2 separate regions of the Homo sapiens genome follow, and region 1 is linked to region 2. A link is a loop called in an ENCODE intact Hi-C map of the cell type or tissue named here. Cell type or tissue: MCF 10A. All regions are shown on one strand. Each heading gives the region's core, and the rest is flanking DNA. Links, peaks and the distances in the headings are about the cores only. Region 1 overlaps SLCO3A1 (solute carrier organic anion transporter family member 3A1). Region 2 overlaps SV2B (synaptic vesicle glycoprotein 2B).

What was found. Hi-C counts contacts between places; a loop is a spot of excess contacts. Peaks named below come from ENCODE experiments on the same cell type or tissue, not always from the same donor. Only the 100,000 strongest peaks of a DNase experiment are listed, where the experiment ranks them.
Region 1: a loop joins it to region 2, with 6 times the contacts of the local background. A loop is called at or near these places in 2 of 110 quality-filtered maps.

Annotation. Positions count from the first base shown.
Region 1 is chr15:91,977,686-91,986,599 of GRCh38, forward strand. All of the region lies in intron 2 of SLCO3A1 (solute carrier organic anion transporter family member 3A1), which reads left to right. Among named protein-coding and RNA genes, the nearest start is that of SLCO3A1, 130 kb to the left of the region's middle. In MCF 10A, for the core only: a CTCF peak has its summit at 4,935; no DNase peak of the experiment used is centred there.
Region 2 is chr15:91,299,224-91,308,137 of GRCh38, forward strand. SV2B (synaptic vesicle glycoprotein 2B) reads left to right here. Exons shown (of 13, transcript NM_001323032.3): 13 at 1-3,342. Among named protein-coding and RNA genes, the nearest start is that of CRAT37, 160 kb to the right of the region's middle. In MCF 10A, for the core only: a CTCF peak has its summit at 3,794 (motif pointing right); a DNase peak (open chromatin) is centred at 3,818.

The sequences.
Region 1 (8,914 bases), core at 515-8,514, 680 kb after region 2:
CTAAAATCTCAGACACCACCACTAAAGAGCTAATCCAAAAAACACCTGTACCCCAAAAACTATCAAAAGTTTTTATTTTGGACAATAGCGTCCTAAGATACCTCGACAAAGAAAAATCAGAGAAGGTCTTTTGCAAGCAAACCTTATTAGAAATACTTTTTAATGGTTGAGATTAAAAACATATTTCCTAAATGATCCTCCCAGGAAACTCTGAAGTTCTTGAGGACAAAGACCTTGGCTATCTTGCTAATGTTGTCTCCCTGAACCTTGCATGGGTCCAGGCACTGAGTAGGCACTCAGTAAACACAGAGTATTGACTCAGATCCTGAATATTGAAATAATTGATTATTGAATCAGATAATTTTCCAAACAAAATGAATACCACCCTGTGCTTCTTGTTTGTTTTCTCCCATCACCCATTTCTGGGGAGTTTTTCAGGTTTCGCAGGTAGACCTAGGACTAGGAACATTGCTAAAGGTCATTGACCAAAGACAGAACTTCAGTCAGTTACTGGAGGTCTTTTCCCCCCTGTAAATGATAGGCCATCCTGCGGTACCCTCCCTTCTCACTGCTGTTTAGGAAAATGGATTATTTCTGATTCAGACATTTCCAGTCCTTTAATTCTTTCTTTCTCAGTGAACTAAGCTCTTTTACTCTTCAGTGAAAATGGCACTGTGCACAAGTGTCTGGCATCCACGCAAGGAAAAAGCTTTCTGTGAACATGTGGCCTTTTAGATTGAAGGCAGTGATCTTTAGAGTTCTTAATTACCCAAGCCACCAACTCATCTAAGCCCTGGTCCATACTGCAAAGAGGAGGGAAGGATTTGGATGTCAGTTTAAGCCTTGGCGTCTGTTCTGTATTCAGGGCTCATAGTACAAATGTGTTACTTTTTTCCCCCCTCAGTGGAATGTATTTTTCTTACTTTTCCCTCTCTAAAACATGCATGTGCCTTAGAATTTTCCCATTGGAGTTTATTTATTAACCCAGGTTTACCTTTTTATTATATGTTAATGATTTTACTAAGTAGATAGATTAAACTAAACTTATAAATTATTAATGGATTCATATATGAATACTACTGTTAGGAACAGGAGTCTCACAAAGGTTCAAACTTTCCACGTATCAGTATCATCTAGTTCAAGGGTCAGCGAACTATGGCCCACGGGCCAAATCCTATTGACCATATCTGGCCCTTTACAGAAAAAGTTTGCCAACCTCTGGTCTAGTTCAACACTTAGCATAAGCTACTGCTCATACCTACCCTATTTTGGCCTGTGTTCTGGCACTGATTGATTACTAAAATTGGTTTGCCATTCTCAATTCTCTTCACTTGTACTAACTATCATTTATGACTTCAGACCTGCTAGTTAACTTCTCTGAGATACAGGTACCTCATTTGCAAAAAGGGGACATAATGCAGTTTTCATCATTAAGCATCAAGCGAGTTTACATATACGGGTTTAGTACCCCTTAGCCCCAAAAAGCTTGGGACCAGAAGTGTTTCTAATTTTTTTTTTTAATTTTGGAATATGTGCATGTGCATGATGAGATATTTGGGGGATAGGACCCAAGCCTCAACATGAAGTTCTTTTGTTTCATATACACCTTATGCACATAGCTTGAAGGTAATTTGATACAATAGTCTAACTAATTTTGTGCATGGAACAAAGTGCTGACTGCAGTTTGACTGCAACTCATCACGTGAGGTGAAGTGTGGAATTCTCCACTTGGCAGTACTCAAAAAGTTTCAGATTTTGGAGCATTTTGGATTTCAGACTGGGGATGCTCAACCTGTATAAATAACCTTAGCGTGTTGTCTGGCAGTTAGCAGAACCTTTCTTCTTTCTACCTCTTCCCTAAAGGGTATGACCATTTATCCACGGAAAAAAAAATTGAATGGCACTGCCGTGTAGAAGTAAATTTGCTGTCACTTATCCTGGGTTTAAATCACTGTTCTGCCACTTACTAGCTATGTGACCTTGAGCAAGAGGCTTTATCTCATTAAACCTCCTCTAAAACCAGAGATAATAATAGTATCTATGTCCTAAGTACAACTGTGACTCTTCGGTATACAATGCATGTCAAGTGCTTAGCGTAATGCCTTGCACCCAGTATATACTAATTAAATGGTAGCATCTATTATTGTCATCAGTGTTATTAGTAATTTCTTAGGGTGTACAAACTATTGGTGAGGATCATGGCATTCATCAGCTCTACCCACATTTGCCAACATCAACTCTCCTAGTCAGCCAAAACTTTTGCCACTGAGCTTCACTTAAGCAAGCAAAGAAAACATGTTTTCCTGGGGAAAATGAATCTAGAGCTTCACCATCCGCATTTGGTGCATTAGAAATATTCCAAAAGGAAAAGCAACAGAGAGGCTGGATTTGCACATTTCTTTCAAACTGCTGCCTGATTCCCTTCACTCTTCCTGACTGCATTGTTAACAAGTCCTCTCGGCCTCAGCTGTCCCTGTGTGACTACAGTAGTGCCACTCACATTTCTCAGGGGTTGGTGTGGGGAGAGGCCTCGCTGCCCCGGTGGAGCTGCCCAAGGGACATACATTCATTGGTTTGCTTCTTTATTCATTCGCTTCAAATTTATTTTACTGTGCTGGGTGTAGAGGTAACACAGGATATTAATACCTAGCCTTTTCGTTAAGGGGCTCACCATCTTGGACCCCAGTTTTGAAGATACTGGAGAGGCAAGAGTTTGGGGGCTGGGAAATCTGAGAGTTTAAAAAAAAAAAATCCAAGCAAAGATGGTGAATGGATTCGTAGGGTGATAGAGGGGAGAAGGGGGTACTCAGCTGGCCAGGGATGAAGCTTTAGTTGGTATGAAGTTTCTAAGCTCATTCCTGTTCTGAGTGGGTCCTTTCTAAACATAACTCCTCGACTATAAATCCCTTTTACTCCAGGGATCATTCCATAAGAAGCGTAGCCCTGGCTGGCTTTGCAGTTTTCTCCCTCACACCATGCAGCTATTATTGGGCACGGAGCAGGCTGTATGCACTAGGAAGTGAGTGTGTCTCTTGGTGCCCTGGTGCCCCTTGAACAAACACAGTCCCAGGAACAACTGGACTTCTGTGCAAGCTGAACTTCTGTTTCTACTTCTGTGCAAGCTGAACAAAGGCACCAGCCTACTTTTCCCAGGTCCGGGAAAGACTCCAGTGCACCGTGATGCTGAAGACGGAGGTGCTTCCCTTGGCCTTGGGTCCAGGTGACCATAATTCATGTGCAGAAACTGGCATGACCCTTTATAGAACAGTAGATTCCACTGGGGCGAAATTACTGGCAGCTGTGCTTTTCTTGTCAAACACTGGCTTGGGAGAGCCAAAAATAGATGGTCCTGGGACCAGTCTGGGTTCAGGAAGTGGCATGAGCAAGTTGCCTCCCCCTTAGGGAGAGTGTGCCACATTCCTCAGAGTGACAGGCAGCCTGGGAGGGCAAAGAGCAGGGCAGTGGCCAGGCTGGGGTGGGATGATTCGGATGCCTGGCCTTCCGGCTGCCATGGTCCTTCTCCCACCAGCCAGACCCTCCTTGCTCTGCCAGCCAGGGGCTCCCATTTCTCCCTGCTCCTTTGTGCCATGGCTCACCTCTGACTATGACACTTCTTGCTCAGAAAGCTCCATGGGACATCATCGCTGGGCAAAGAAAGTGTAAACTCGTCCTGTGAGGCCCCTCGGAATCCGCGCGTATCTCATCTCATCTCTCTTTAGACTCCGCTTCATGCCCTTTATGCTCCAGCCACTCCAGACTCCAGCTTGACATTCCCCCAAAATGCCCACGTTTTCCCACCTCATGGCTTTTTCCTCTAGTTCTTCCCATCCTGCAGAGTGCTTCCTACCTGTGCGCATTCCATAAGTCCTTCAAGGACCAGCTCACATTATGTATGGTGATCGTAACATTTATCATCTAAACAAGGATTTTTTCGGAAAAAATTTCACAAACTACCCCTCCCTTTGGGCCGTGAGGTCATGCAGTCACCCAATCCGAAAACCCTTTACAAAGAGGACTGTATCCCTCCTTGTCTGGCTCTCTCAATTTTTTCTTGTTGGAAAGGTTGTCACAGATCCCCCTGCCACAGAGTGTGGACATCAGGGTAGACACTTAGTTTCTGCTCCAGGTTCTAAGCTCCCTGAGAACAGACACAGTGCCCAGTGAGTCTTGTCCCCTTACCAGTGGCATGTACAACCCGTTGCCCAAAGTTGATGCCCATGGACCCTCAAAGCAGCTGCTTGCTGGTGAGCACGCTTTGATGCTGCATGGCTGCATGCTTACATGCCTTCTTCTGTCCCCAGCACCACTTGTTGAAGTTATGCACATCATTGCAGGAGAGGGGCGTGCCCACAGCTGCAAAGTCCTTGGCGTGCAAGGTGAGGACTCTGCTTCAGCCAGCATGCCAGATTCTGGCCCTCAGGCAGCTGCCCAAAGAGCTCTTGCCAATGCCGTGGCTCTTGCTAATATTTGATGATTGTCAGAGAGGGACCACCTATGGGTCATGCCGGCCACACATTCCTTTAGGCAAGAAACCCAGAGTGTGGCTTCTTATTTTGCATCAAGTTAAGTCACTTAGCAATCAGGGCAGGGCCCTAGTTTTAAGATGGCTTAGCCCACACTGGAGTGTCTAGTTAAGTAACAGGTTCACAGTCCAGCCTTGGCTCTGGGGAGGGCTTGTAGGCGAAAGAGTTGTAGTTTCTTTCGACAAATCTGCATTTGCTATAAGAGCTAATTAAAGATTCCTTTAAGGGTTCATAAGATTGATCTCCAGTTAAGCAGTATTTTCAACTCTTTTTCTTCCTTAGCTGGAGAATCCTTGGTTCAAACAACATCTTGGGTGGACATTCCAAAATGAGAAACAACCAAGTCAAGCTTTTCTGGGCAAAAGCAGTGTTAGGGCTTGAAGTTCTGTGCCCTTGCCACGGGCTCCCTCTATAGAGTTTCTGAGAAAACACCTTGAAAATCACTGCTCTAGAGTTTAATAAGGAAGATGCGTGTCCTGGAATCACAAGTGATTTGAGTTGCTGACAAGTGATTTGAGTGAAGCACAGGCTAAGATGGGTGGGAGGACAGGTGTTGCACACCAGCCCTACAGGAGGTGTTTAATGGATGCTGGTGGGTGGGGAGCTGCACGGGCTTGCCCAAGGCCACTCAGCTCCATTATAAGTCTCCCAAGCCCAGGCCTGTGAATTACACCCAGCAAGGGGATCAGGACCCTCTCCAGGGATGCCTTCCCTGCATCACCTCCACCCCAAACTCCCAGGAACTGAGGGAGTCTGTCCCTTTACGGAATGGCAGCCCCTGCTTGGGCTATGGGAGCAGCAGTAAGAGACTGACCTCATCCAAAGTGGATGATCCTCTCCAGGTATCCCTTGGTCTTATTTCCATTAAGCTGGAGATGGGAGTAGTCAGAAGTAGCAGTCACATTTTAACAAGCTATGTTTTACAAGATACACTTGACCTTTGCTGTAGTGATCAATAACTGAGCATGTACCCTATGCCAGGCATGGCCCTATATGCTGTGCACACACACATTATCTCATTTCATTTTTACAGCGTTCCCACTTTATAAAGGCTGTTCCAATTAAGAATTTTAACAAGAAGGCTTGGTGCATTTCTTGCATCTTTTTGTTAAAGTATGACCCTGAGAATTACCCGAGTGGGAGGCTATTTATTTCTAGAGAAGTTCTCTCTGGCATCCCCAGGAGGAGAGCCAGGTCCATATCCTTTATCCCCATCCCTTGTTTGGCCTGATGGAGGGTGTCTGGCCCTACCTAAACGAGCCTTGGAAGGTTTCACTTCAATTCCAACTTAATCTTTAATTGACTGTCCCGGACAGATTGAGAACTGAAATCCATCAGAACGAAGCATGAGGCTGAATTTCTCCTGAGAGCTCAGCTCACTTTTACAAGTAAATTACTTACATCTTCCTTGAGGCAGTAAAAGCGCATTTGTTTGGTTGTGGTGTGGGGAGGCCACGGGGACTGTAACTCTGTGAAAATCAGTGTTTAAAATGTGTGACAAAAAGCAATAAAATCATGTTGATCGGCATACAAGAGATCAACGTGGAATGTGCCCTGGTAGCAGAAACAGGGTGGAGGAAAGTTGGAATTCACAAACATGTTTATAGATCTCTGGTTTTCTAAGTCCAGTTAGAAGATATTCAACCCATGTCACATTCCTGGACCATAACATTGCTCTGATGTTGATCTAGAAGCTGCCATCTATTGTACAGTTGAATCCGTCTATGGTAACTAGGCTAATCAATCAAGGAGGAAAATCAAGACAGGGAGCTTGTGAGAGTGGATGTGGTTTCTGGTCACAAGGCTTCCAGGTCAGCGCTGTACCTCTGACCCTCCCCAACCAAACAAGGGTTCTGTTTATCCAGACCAGGGGGCCACCAGGTCAGATTTGCAGTCGGTTATTCCCACTGAGGAGAGGGGTTTGTGCTTTCCTGTTTAATTGCTTGTCTGGCCAAGCCATGAGTTGCAGGGTCCACCTCTTTGTTGGCCTTTTCCAGGAGGCGGTAGTGGGAACTCAGTGCGATGACATAAATCCTCTTTCCAGACTATTACTCAAGGTTTGAAGGGAGATAAAGTTAAATTTAACCTCCCACTTCAGCTATTTTCACAAGAAAAATAAAAATTTAAAGCAGATTTCCTGGTGATTCCATCATCTTTCTTATCGGAGATTTACAAATAATTCTAAAAGTTGAGAATTTCTGCAAAGTCTGGATACCCTTGAACCTTTTTCCTGAGAGATAAGATGATGTATTTATGCACATACATTCAGATAAGAGGTTCCAAATGTTTCTGCTTAAACCTCATCGGTAAAGGTTGTGATAAGTACCAACAATACTTTATCAATTTTATACTTGTATTCTTTGATAACATAGAAGGCATATTATAAAATAATCAAACGTACATAAAAAGAGGAGATAAAGGTGAAATAAACAGTATTGTAAAATGTCTTACTAGCCCTGATGGCTTTATACTGTCATCGGCTGATATCTCAAGACATAGAGATATTTAGAGTCACTTAGAGTGACATTTATTATTAATGATTTTGAGTATAAATCCATATTTCCAGTTATTTTATCCATCATTTCACATTTGTTTGCTGAATTGTCATTGCTTTTCAACTTTATGGTAGGGCTGACAAAAGCTTTTACTAGGGGAATGAGAGGCCCTGCCATTTTTTGGTGTTGTGTTTGTATTATTATCTTCAACTCACACTTTTTTTTGCAGTAATCTTTTTTTAAGTGAAATTTTTTCTTAAGTAGATCATACATAGAGAGAAGCACATAAGTGCTTCATCTCAGATCATAAGTGAACAACATGAATTTTCACAAAATTTACACACTCATATGACCACCACCCAGATCAAGGGATAGAACATTCCCAAAGCCCCCATCGTGGCTCTCCAAGTCACTCCCACCCTCTTCTTTCCCAAAGTAACGCCCAAAGTAACCTCTCTTTTGATATCTGTTACCTTTTATTACTTTTGCCTGTGTTTGAGCTTTATGTGAATGAAATGATGGCATCTATTCTCTGGTGTCTGGCTGCTTTTGCAGTACATTCTCTTTGTTGGATTGATCCATGTTGTCACATGTAGTTGTAGTTTATTCTGTTTAAGTGCAGCACTCCATTCTGTGACAGCCCCGTTTCATTATTCCTTCTACTATTGAGGGCATTTGTGTAGTGTCCAGTTTGTGGCTATCATGAATAGTGTCTCTGTGAGCATTACTGTCCCTGGGTTTTGGTGAACATATGCCCACATTTATGTGGGATGCGCACCTAGGAGTGGAATTGCTGAGTCATGAGGTATGTTCATTGTTAGTAATACTGCCCAAAAGTGTCAGTGTACGTTTCCTAATGAGCACGGGTTGAGGAGCAGTTCCACGCTCACCAACACTTGGTATTAGTGTCGTCTTTTTAGCTTTAGCTGTTCTGGTGGATACTGTCAGCATGGTCCTTACGTCAGACAATGGGGTCCCTCAGGCCCTGTGTCACAGAGGGCCCTGCACTAGTGCTCCTCAGGAGTGTGCCAGTTCTGGAGGGTGGTTGCTTGCAAAGGGCCACAGGACCACTTCCAGGGCCTGCTTGTCCTGCAGAAGGTGGCCTGAAGGGGTGGCCAAGAGATGCTTCTCATCAGAGACAGGACGGAAGGAGGAATGAGTGCACGGAGCTGGTTCCTGTGGGCTTCCTAGTCTACGTGTAGGTGGGGGAGGCCTTCGAGGAGCAGGATGGAGCCCTGGGTTGGGGGAAGAGGGTGCCATGACCAGGGTATGGCTCTCCCCCTTGTAACAGGCTTCCAGTGCCAAGGAGGCTGGGAATTCCACATTTGGATCTGGTCCTCTGAGTTTACATTCCCTTGAGGAGCGTGACAAGGTGAAACCAGTGGAGGTGGGCTCTGGGAGCACCTGGTGGGCAGAGGCTGAGTGGCATGGCTTTTTGAGAGATGAGGGAGTACCTGCTAGCCACCATGCTCGGCCTATATTTGCCCTTTCCTCGGCTACTGTCCAGGTAGGGGTGTGATGGTGGGCAAGCAGCTGAGCCTGGGTCAGGGGGTAAAGAGCCTCCCTGGCTTCCTGGGGAAGAGGACAAAAGGTGGGTGTTCACCCCATGGGATTCCGGGGAGATAAGATTAGGGAGATGGGGAAGTGGCTGTGGGTGCCTATTGGCAGCAGGATCCTTTCCTTCCATCCTTGCCTGCCTCCTAGAGCTCACTGTCCCAAAGAAAGGTAGTATGAGTGACAGGTGTCATTTTAATTCTCTAGTAGCCATTTTTTTTTAAAGTATGCAGAAAGAAGTAAAATTCATTTTATGTTGACCTAATAGAGCCAAAATATAATTTCAGTAAGTGATCAATGTGAACATTACTAGTGAGACGTTTACATTCTTTTAAAAAAAAA
Region 2 (8,914 bases), core at 430-8,429:
ATTGCATAAAAATACTTACAAACATAACTATAAGCAATTGATGAGCAAATTACAAATGACTGTTTTTTATTAAAACATTCCTCCAAAAGAACGGCAAAGCAAATCCCATAGACACCCAAAATACTAAAAGTGACAAAACAATACTTCTTTAAAAATGTATTTTATGATCTATTTATTGATATTCTAATGGTTTTAAGAAGGATAATTTTCCAAAACCTAAATGCTACACATTTTACAGTGGCAATATCAACCTTATCATGAGCTAAAGATTTGCAATCAGAACATTGGTAGAGTGCATTGCTGAGTTATAACAAGTGTCTCAGGACGAGGATATTTGGTAGGTATCCTTAAATATATAGATGCTTACCAGTAGGTTTAATAGAAGATTTCTGAAAGGTAGCGCAAGTTTTTATTTCATTATTTTTATTTTTATTTTTTTGAGACAGAGTCTCACTCTGTCATCTAGGCTGGAGTGCAGTGGTGCAATCTTGGCTTGCTGCAATCTCCACCTCCCAGGTTCAAGCGATTCTCCCACCTCAGCCTCCCGAGTAGCTGGGATTACAGGCATGCGCCACCATGCCTGGCTAATTTTTGTATTTTTAGTAGAGACGGGGTTTCGCCATGTTGGCCAGGCTCGTCTCGAACTCCTGGCCTCAAGTGATCTGCCCGCCTCAGCCTCCCAAAGTGCTGGGATTACAAATGTGAGCTACTATGCCTGGTCCCAACTTCTTAAAATTAAATTTTGGGGAAGTTCATGGAGATATTTTTGACATGTAAAAGTAGAAAACAAACCATCCATAGTGTGTGCATATATACACACAAGGTTTGGTTTAATATACTTGCTGTGCACTAGTCAGTTTTGATTCAGGTTACATAAGGGATAAAATATAGAAAGACATTTTAAAGTTTGAAATATGTGCTAAGTAGTTAGAGATTTGGCAGTTTTGCCACATTTCAAATGGGCCAAACATTAAAATAACTTATCCATGAATTTCAGGTTTCAAGGAAGGAGGAATATCTGACTATTTTTTTTTGTGTGTGAGATTTGGTCTCAGCTTTTTGGTCCATCTGAATCCTGGAAGTCCCCAACTCTACCAGACCAAAAGGGTGTCTCTATTTTTTGTTGTTACTTCTCTGTTCTTGATGTAATGAGTTAAGTAGATGAAAGAGATTAAGGTGCAGGGAAGGGCTCTTAAAAGTTTAATGTTTCAGCTTTCCATAGTCATTCATACTTGTGAATCTTCTTCCTCTTCTACTTCAAAGTAGCCAAAACTTGGAAAGTTCAAATTAATCTTTGGGCTCCAAAGAGCAATTCTGAAGGATTAACAGGTTTCATTCTCTCCAGTGGGAGGTGGCCTAGACAGGTGCCGGTTTTGGGGAGAGGTGAGAGTACCCAGATGTGGGTGACTATTTCCTGTTCTTCCCTGAAAGTCAGGCCAGTGGTCTCGAATCATTCCCACAGCAACTGCTACAAAAGTGACTATCTTAATCCTTTGGCTAGATGGGATACCTCTTCTACCTTTTCAGAGGTGAGCTGTTGAGTAGTAATGTCCGCTACAACACCACGCTCCCGGAATGGTGGTTCCTAAGAGCAAAGTCAGTTAATACAATTTCTCCAGGTATCCAGCTATCTCCAGGTGTGCGGTCCTGTGAAGCACTCTAAGAACTGTAAAAAATATTTCATAGGTATAGAAGGCATTTGTAATACTGTTGGTTCAAATGTGCTGACATGTAGCCAGTGGAGGAAGATGTTTCTTTGGAAGCCTGCCATCTTTCTGTAACGCACCTTCAACCTGAGATAATTAAGAGTCATTACGTTTCCCAGTCCCATGTCACATTGACCAGTCCTGTGGTCCTATGGCTAAGCGGAGGACACGGCCACAAGCTGTGAGTCATGAAAAGGAGGGTGCAGGTGATAGGCAAAGGGACCCATTAGCCAGTTTACAATGACTGGCAACTGACCAGATAGAGCTTACCGTATGTCCATGTAGAGTTGCTCATATTAGTCTGTAAATAATTCTATGCATAGTGAATGCAGCTTCTGAATTATTAAACTGATGCTATAAATGTGAACTGACAAAACCCACTTTTGGTCTCTCTTCATATTTTTCGTGGTTTCATTTATCTCTCCCTTCAGATGTTTTTCCATCTGACTGTCACTGGATAGTGGAATTGCTCTGATTACCGATGCCTTTTTTGTTCTTTGGTATATTAAAATAGTAGTAACAGTTGATCTGGTGATTGGTGAATACAGTTTAATCTTTAATACCTTGTGATCCAGATATTTAACAAACACACATGAAATTTACTGAATGACAAGAACTGTGATAAAGACTTTTAAAGCCTATCCCCTTTAACCTTCATAATAACCTAATGAGTAAGTGTTATTTTCTTCCCTTTAGAAGTGGGGAAACTGGAACACAGGAAAGTCACTTGTCAAAGGCCAAATAGCTACAGACTGAGTATTCCTTATCCCAAATGTTTGGGACCAGAAGTGTTCTGGATTTCCGGTTTTAAAAGATTTTGGGATATTGGCATTATACCTACCAGCTGAGCATCCCAAGTCTGCACATTTGATATCTAAAATACTCCAGTGAGCTTTTCCTTGGAGTACACGTTGGCGCTCAAAAAGTTTTCAATTTGGGAGCATTTCGGATTTTTGACTTTTGGATTTGGATTTGGAATGCTCAACCTGTTTTCAGAGTCAGAGCCAAGTTCTGAATGCTCATCACCTGGCATATAGTATGGTATAATCACCCCACCAAACCTCTTCCAAAAGAAGCCAGGGTCATCTGCTGCAGATGTTTCTGGGCCACTAGGCCAATATTAACCAAATTATTATAGACACCATCTTAATGTAGAGGATCCCACAAGACTGTGACCTAATAAAACCCTCATTTTCCCTATGCATTGTGACTAACACAGTATTTGATACGTAGTAGGTCTCAATAGATGATGAATAGACCGATGAATGAGCACATGAGTTGAATGGTGAGGAGCAAGTGAAGTGTCATATGTAAAAGAGTTAATTCTCAGATTGATTCAAATGCGGACTTAACACTGCAGCTGTAACTCTGGGTCCGGGTCTTGGTGGCTCCTGCTTTGCTGAGCTTTAAAACTTTAGTAACCTGATGATGGAGAGATCTGGGGGGTGCAGAGGAGGGACCTGGTTCTGGAGTGGTGATGCTGGTTGTCAGAGGGCTGAGGGTGGTGGCCTTTTGCTAACTGGTATGGAAGCATTTCGGTATTTTAACAAGTATGAAAGTAGCTATGTGAATTTGCCAAATAGAAATCTTGGAGGCCAGGTGCAGTGGTTCACACCTGTAATCCCAGCATTTTGGGAAGCCAAGGCAGGTGGATCACTTGAGGTCAGGAGTTCGAGACCAGTCTGGCCAACATCGTGAAACCCCATCTCTTCTAAAAATACAAAACTTAGCTGGGTGTGGTGGCACATGCCTGTGATCCCAGCTACTTGGGAGGCTAGGGCAGGAGCATCTCTTGAACCTGGGAGGTGGAGGTTGCAGTGAGCTGAGATGGTATGTGAGTCTTGGTTGGACACAAGAAAATGCACTCCAGCCTGGGTGACACAGTGAGACTCTGTCTCAAAAAAAAAAAAAAAAAGAAAGAAACTTTAGAAGCCACAAGAGGTCAGCTCCAGTGCAATATCCTCACCTGATGATGTTTTCCAAGCTCCTACCAAGGCTGCTGAGACACATCAGTAATTGAAAAACTTTGTGGAGTTCGGTTTCGTTTCAACCAGGTATACTTTTTTGCTTTATTCCCATATCAACACTAGAGGGCAGTAGCTACCTTGACGATGTAAACCAGGCTTCTCCAAGGTTGGTGAGCCCTCTCTCCCGCCTTTGCCAAGGGGAATGAACGGCTTTTGCGAAGCATGAGTATTGCCCCTCTGTTGTTTACGATGGGTCTGAATGTGGAGATGATTCCAGAAGGCATTTGCTGGAGGGCCTGGGATATCCTTTAACCGTTGATAATATGCTCTTATCTGAAAGATGGAAACTTTCCCATCAACTTTAGAGGAATTGTGGATTCAGCAATCATTTATTAAACATGGGGATGGGGACACCCTTCACCATCTTAGCAGACGACTGGCTTTTAACCCATGCTTATTTAATTAGGACTTCACCATTTACTGTTGCTAGTTAATTTTATATAGGCAAAAACCTCTTGGTGTCCCCTGGGAATCTGTAAGGACAATGTGCTAGGAATGAGAATTCAGAAGGGAGTGTTGGTTTGTGTATTCACAAGGTGTCTACTCAAAGATTGAACTCTTCCATACGTGGGGTGAAAGTTCCTGGCATTAACTATATTAAATAGTCACTGTCCTAGCTGAGCTCAGGGGAGCAGATGTTTTCAGCACAGGATACATGCAAAGGCAGTAAAATGTACTAGGAGAAGTTCGGTTTGGAAGCCCTGAAGTTCTTGACTCCATCCTTCACTTCTGAGATCTAGGGAAAGGCTGTGAGAGCCTGTGCTGGTTGCTTAACCTCATTTTCCTTATCTTTAAAACAGAAGCGGCAGACACAATGGCTGTAGGGTCTCTCCAAGTTTTGATTTCTACAGTAAGAACAATATCACTTGGGAATGCATATAAAGCAAGACACAGAAATAGAGTTTCCTGTATGTGAGTCTTGGTTGGTCACAAGAAAGGGAGTGCGTGCCCTGTGAGCTCTGTTTCGTTTGGAGATACTTGACAGGGTGCACCGTGCTTTGATTACTCCTCGCCAGTGCTTTCCACAGAGGGAGCGAGAGGCAGGTGATCTGCCAGTGTAATATGAAAGGCAATCTAGGCTCAAGGCTAGCTTAAAGGGAAAAGGAAAAGGAGGTATCCACAGGGAAAATGGGGTTAGTTTTATATTCAAATCTCACCTGAGATGCCAACAAAGTAATGACAGAAAACTGCATGTAGCTACATCAGTGGAGGCTAAAAGAAGATAATCAGAGATACTAGGAAGCAACCTACTGCAGGAGGAGAGAGAGGGGGGAGGGAGGGAGAGAGAGAAAGGGGAGAGAGACAGAGAAAGAGATGAAGAGAGAGAGGGAAGGAAGGACAGAGAGAAAAAAAGAGGGAGAGAGAGAAAAAGACAGAGAAAGAGATGAAGAGAGAGAGGGAAGGAAGGACAGAGAGAAAAAAAGAGGGAGAGAGAGAGAAAAAGAGAAAGTAGAGAGAGAGGGAGAGAAAGAGGAAGGGAGAAAGAGAGATGGAGAGAGAGAGAAAAAGTGAGAGAAAGAAGGAGAGAGGGAGGGAGAAGAAGGGAGAGGGAGAGAAAAAGAGAGGGAGAGAGAGAAAAGAGAAAGGGAGAAAGAGAGGGAAGGAGAGAGAGAAAAAGAGGGAGGAGGAAGGACGGGGGAGAGGCGGAGAGGAGAGAAGGAGAGAGGGAGAGAGAGAGGGGGGGATAGGGGGAGACGGGGACACTGGGAGAGGGGAGAGGAAAAGAGATAGGGAGATTGACTCATGGTTGGAAGGTCCTGGGTTTAAATCCTGGCTCCACATGGGTAAGCGTGGGCAGGTGAGGGAGCTCCCTGAGCCTCTTTTTTTCTCACCTGTTGTTCATAAACGTGAGTTGCCTCTCCTGTCCTTCTTTTTCCTTGAATCTACAGTTCTAAGGAAAAAAAAGTGTTTCATGTTTCATGCATTCAATAAAACTTTTTCCCCTGGAGCTGAATAAGTAGAAAAGGCACCAGAAAGCGTAGCGAAAGAACGAGGATACTCTAAGTCTGGCTTGAAGGGACTGGACCATTTCCAGAGTGTTCCACAGCCAAACATGAGCACACAGAGAAAGCAGACCAGAAAAGACAGACAAATGACGGACCTGGAAATTATCTTCATGTGAGTCCTGGTGTGTTTCCTGAAATGGACCTTCCTGGCATTTGTTTGCATGACAGAATTCTTTTTCGCTGGAGTGGAAGAGACACCAAATAGCAATGGTGATGATGTGGAAGGATCACCTTCACGTGACCTTGTGGGGGGTAGTTATATCAATGTGGTGAACCAGGGCAGGTAGAAGAACATGGAAAAAACACATGCAAATGTTTGTCACTCCTTGTGAACTTTCAGAAATAACCAGGTGAAACTCCTAATGGAATTAGAAATCCTTTATGAATAGCCAGGGAAAAACACTAGGAAGCACAGGTGATTCCTGTAAGTGAGACCTAGTTTCTAGGAGACCACACGCTACGTAAAGAATGAAGGCAATTGGAATTTCTTCCATGGAATAGAGATGTAGGGAGACTGAGTGAAGTTTAGCAGAAATGATGCCTCTTTCAAAATTTTGTTTTTCAGGTCTCATTGAGTCTGAGTTAATACGTGAGACACCAATAGGCTGGTTTAGAATTACATGTCTTCATGATTTCATCTTTATGTATTTACTTTTTGGGGTTGCCTCATATTAAAGAACTTCAACTTCATCATTTTGTTAAAGAAACTTCAGCAAGCAAAAACATAGACTATCCACTAATCTTGCATAAAAAATCAATATTGCATTTGCATCGACTTCTCAGATCTAATTTACACTGCATATAGAGTATCCCCCAGTGAAGCTTAGCCCAAAGGAAAGAAGGTAAAGAGAAGAGGAAGAGAATGACTTAGATGAGGAGGACAGAAGAACGCAGAAGGGGAGGAGGCCGGGTCACGGATCAAGGCCAGGTCAGAAGGGGACAGCTGGTGGTACACACAGAAGCAAGAGGAAGGTCATCATCCGAAATTCTAGGACTGCAGAAGGAGGGTGTGTTTAGAGATTCTGATTTCTCCAACGGGGGAAGCAGAAAAAGTCCAGAATCTTAAATAATGGGCTTGGGTCAGCCTCATGCATTCCATCAGGTCAGAGGGAGACAGGGTGTGTGCCTGAGGATCCAGGCAGAGTTTCAGGTGGTATAAATCAAGCCCAGTTGATAGTAGTTGGAGAAGATTCTAGAGAAGGAAATAGGAAATTGCATTCCTGGGTCAGAAACGGGCAGTCAGGTCTTTACTACTATACCCTCAAGAAATGACTGTGAATTCCAGGACGGCGTCTTCCTATGCTCTGCCCTACCCATTACTTACTCTCCTGCAGGGTATTAGATACTTCCTGTGCACCACCCCATGTGCTCTTGGCTTTGCCTCTTATTTAAATGGCTGCAGCTGTGGCAGTCAATCTACACAGGCTTTGACAAGCTTCCTGCAGCGTGGGCCTCACGGATTTTTGACACACAGCATGGCACGCCCAAAGACGTGCTCAATACTCACAAATGCTCAGCTGTGAAGTGGAGGGGAGCTTATGTCTCTTGGGGGACCCCTGGACCAATGAGGGGCAGGAGCTGATCAATAAATGCCTTCCTTCCCTTTCTTACTCCGGAGACTTGGCTGTGACTTCTCAGGTGATTCCATGAGATGTAAGTGGCCCCAGAGTGAGGGCCCATTGGAGAATGCAAATGCATCCTGGTATCGGCTTTCTTTGCTTCCTGCTCTCTCTGTCCTCAGCCCTGCTGCCTGGAATCACCCTTTCAAAGAAACTTACTCTCACATAAGCCTCTATCTCAGGCTCTACTCTGGGTAACCCAGGCTAGAAAAACAGACCAAGAGAGTGAGAAGGAGATGGAGATGTCTTCCTTGGAGGGCTTCTTGAATTCAGCAAGTCGGGGCAGGAAACAGGGGCTTCTCAGAACACATGGTGAGACTTCCCCATCCTTTGCTTTGGAGGGTGGTGAGTACCTGGGGCAGGTACTTCTCTGGCTAATGATACTCCTTTTATAGGAGACATTTTTTCTGCTCTTCAGAGATCATTTCACATAAAAGTCAGACTTTGGGATTTAAAGTCCTACTCTCTTTTCTAGACCAATGACTCCCTATTTCTCCATGGCTTCATTTTAAGACCCAGTGTGCACATTTGCCCACTGACTTGGTCTCCTGCCCCTGAATGTGGATCTATTCTTTAATATCCCCCTGAAATCAGTCTCCTGCGAGCTGGCTGCCCCAAGCCAGGTGTGGCCTGACTGATGCAAATACAGGGGAATTCTTGCCTCTGGTAGTTTGAGATTCAGTTCTTGGTCAGTTAATGGGGACCCGGATTATAGAATGTCTTTGCTTTCAGGAAATTCAATGACTGTGTTGGAAGCACTAATTACCTGCCTTAAAAACCAACATTATTAGCCAAGAATAATTATTACTGCAAGGAAAAGGAAAACAATCAGGAAGGAACACATCTTTAAGGCCACTTTAAATTTCAACTCACCTTCTAGCGGAGGGGGAAAGGTGCAAATCCTTATTCTCCTGTCTATTAAAAAGAAAGTCTTCAACTGTAAGCAATCTGCCACTGAATCCCATTTATATTTTTTTACCTTTGGTGTGAATAGCAATTAGATGTAGTGACAAAAACACAACATGTGGAGGTTCATACAACTTTGGTATTTGTTATTTTAAGTTCTTTTTCAGGATATAAACGATTGGAGTTTGAGTGAAGTTATGGTTGGTGGGTGAAGCATGTGAAGTTTGTGTGTGTGTGTGTGTGTGTGTGTGGTGGGGGGTAGCATAGAGAGGCTTCATGGTTACTATGGCTACACCACACAACGCCCCTGGCAACTTGAACAGGGTGTAAGGGCAACAAGCAGGGGGAGTTGGAAAAGCATACAAATGAAATCAGAGGGGTTTACAAAATCCCAAACTGGAAGACTGTATTTCCTTAAATACCTCTACCATCTGGGCACATTCTCTTTTAAGATTCTGTACTCCAGATGCATTTTTGTCAAACAAAGCAGAGTTATCTTTAGTAATATAAAATTAAGGGAGCAATGGCTGAGTGTAACAATTCTAAAGAAACCTTGGGATCGGCCATACAGTGATGCCTGATTTAGCTGGCATTGTTGGGTCTCGGTGCTACATAGATAAAATAACCCCTGTAATGGGAGCTACCTTGTT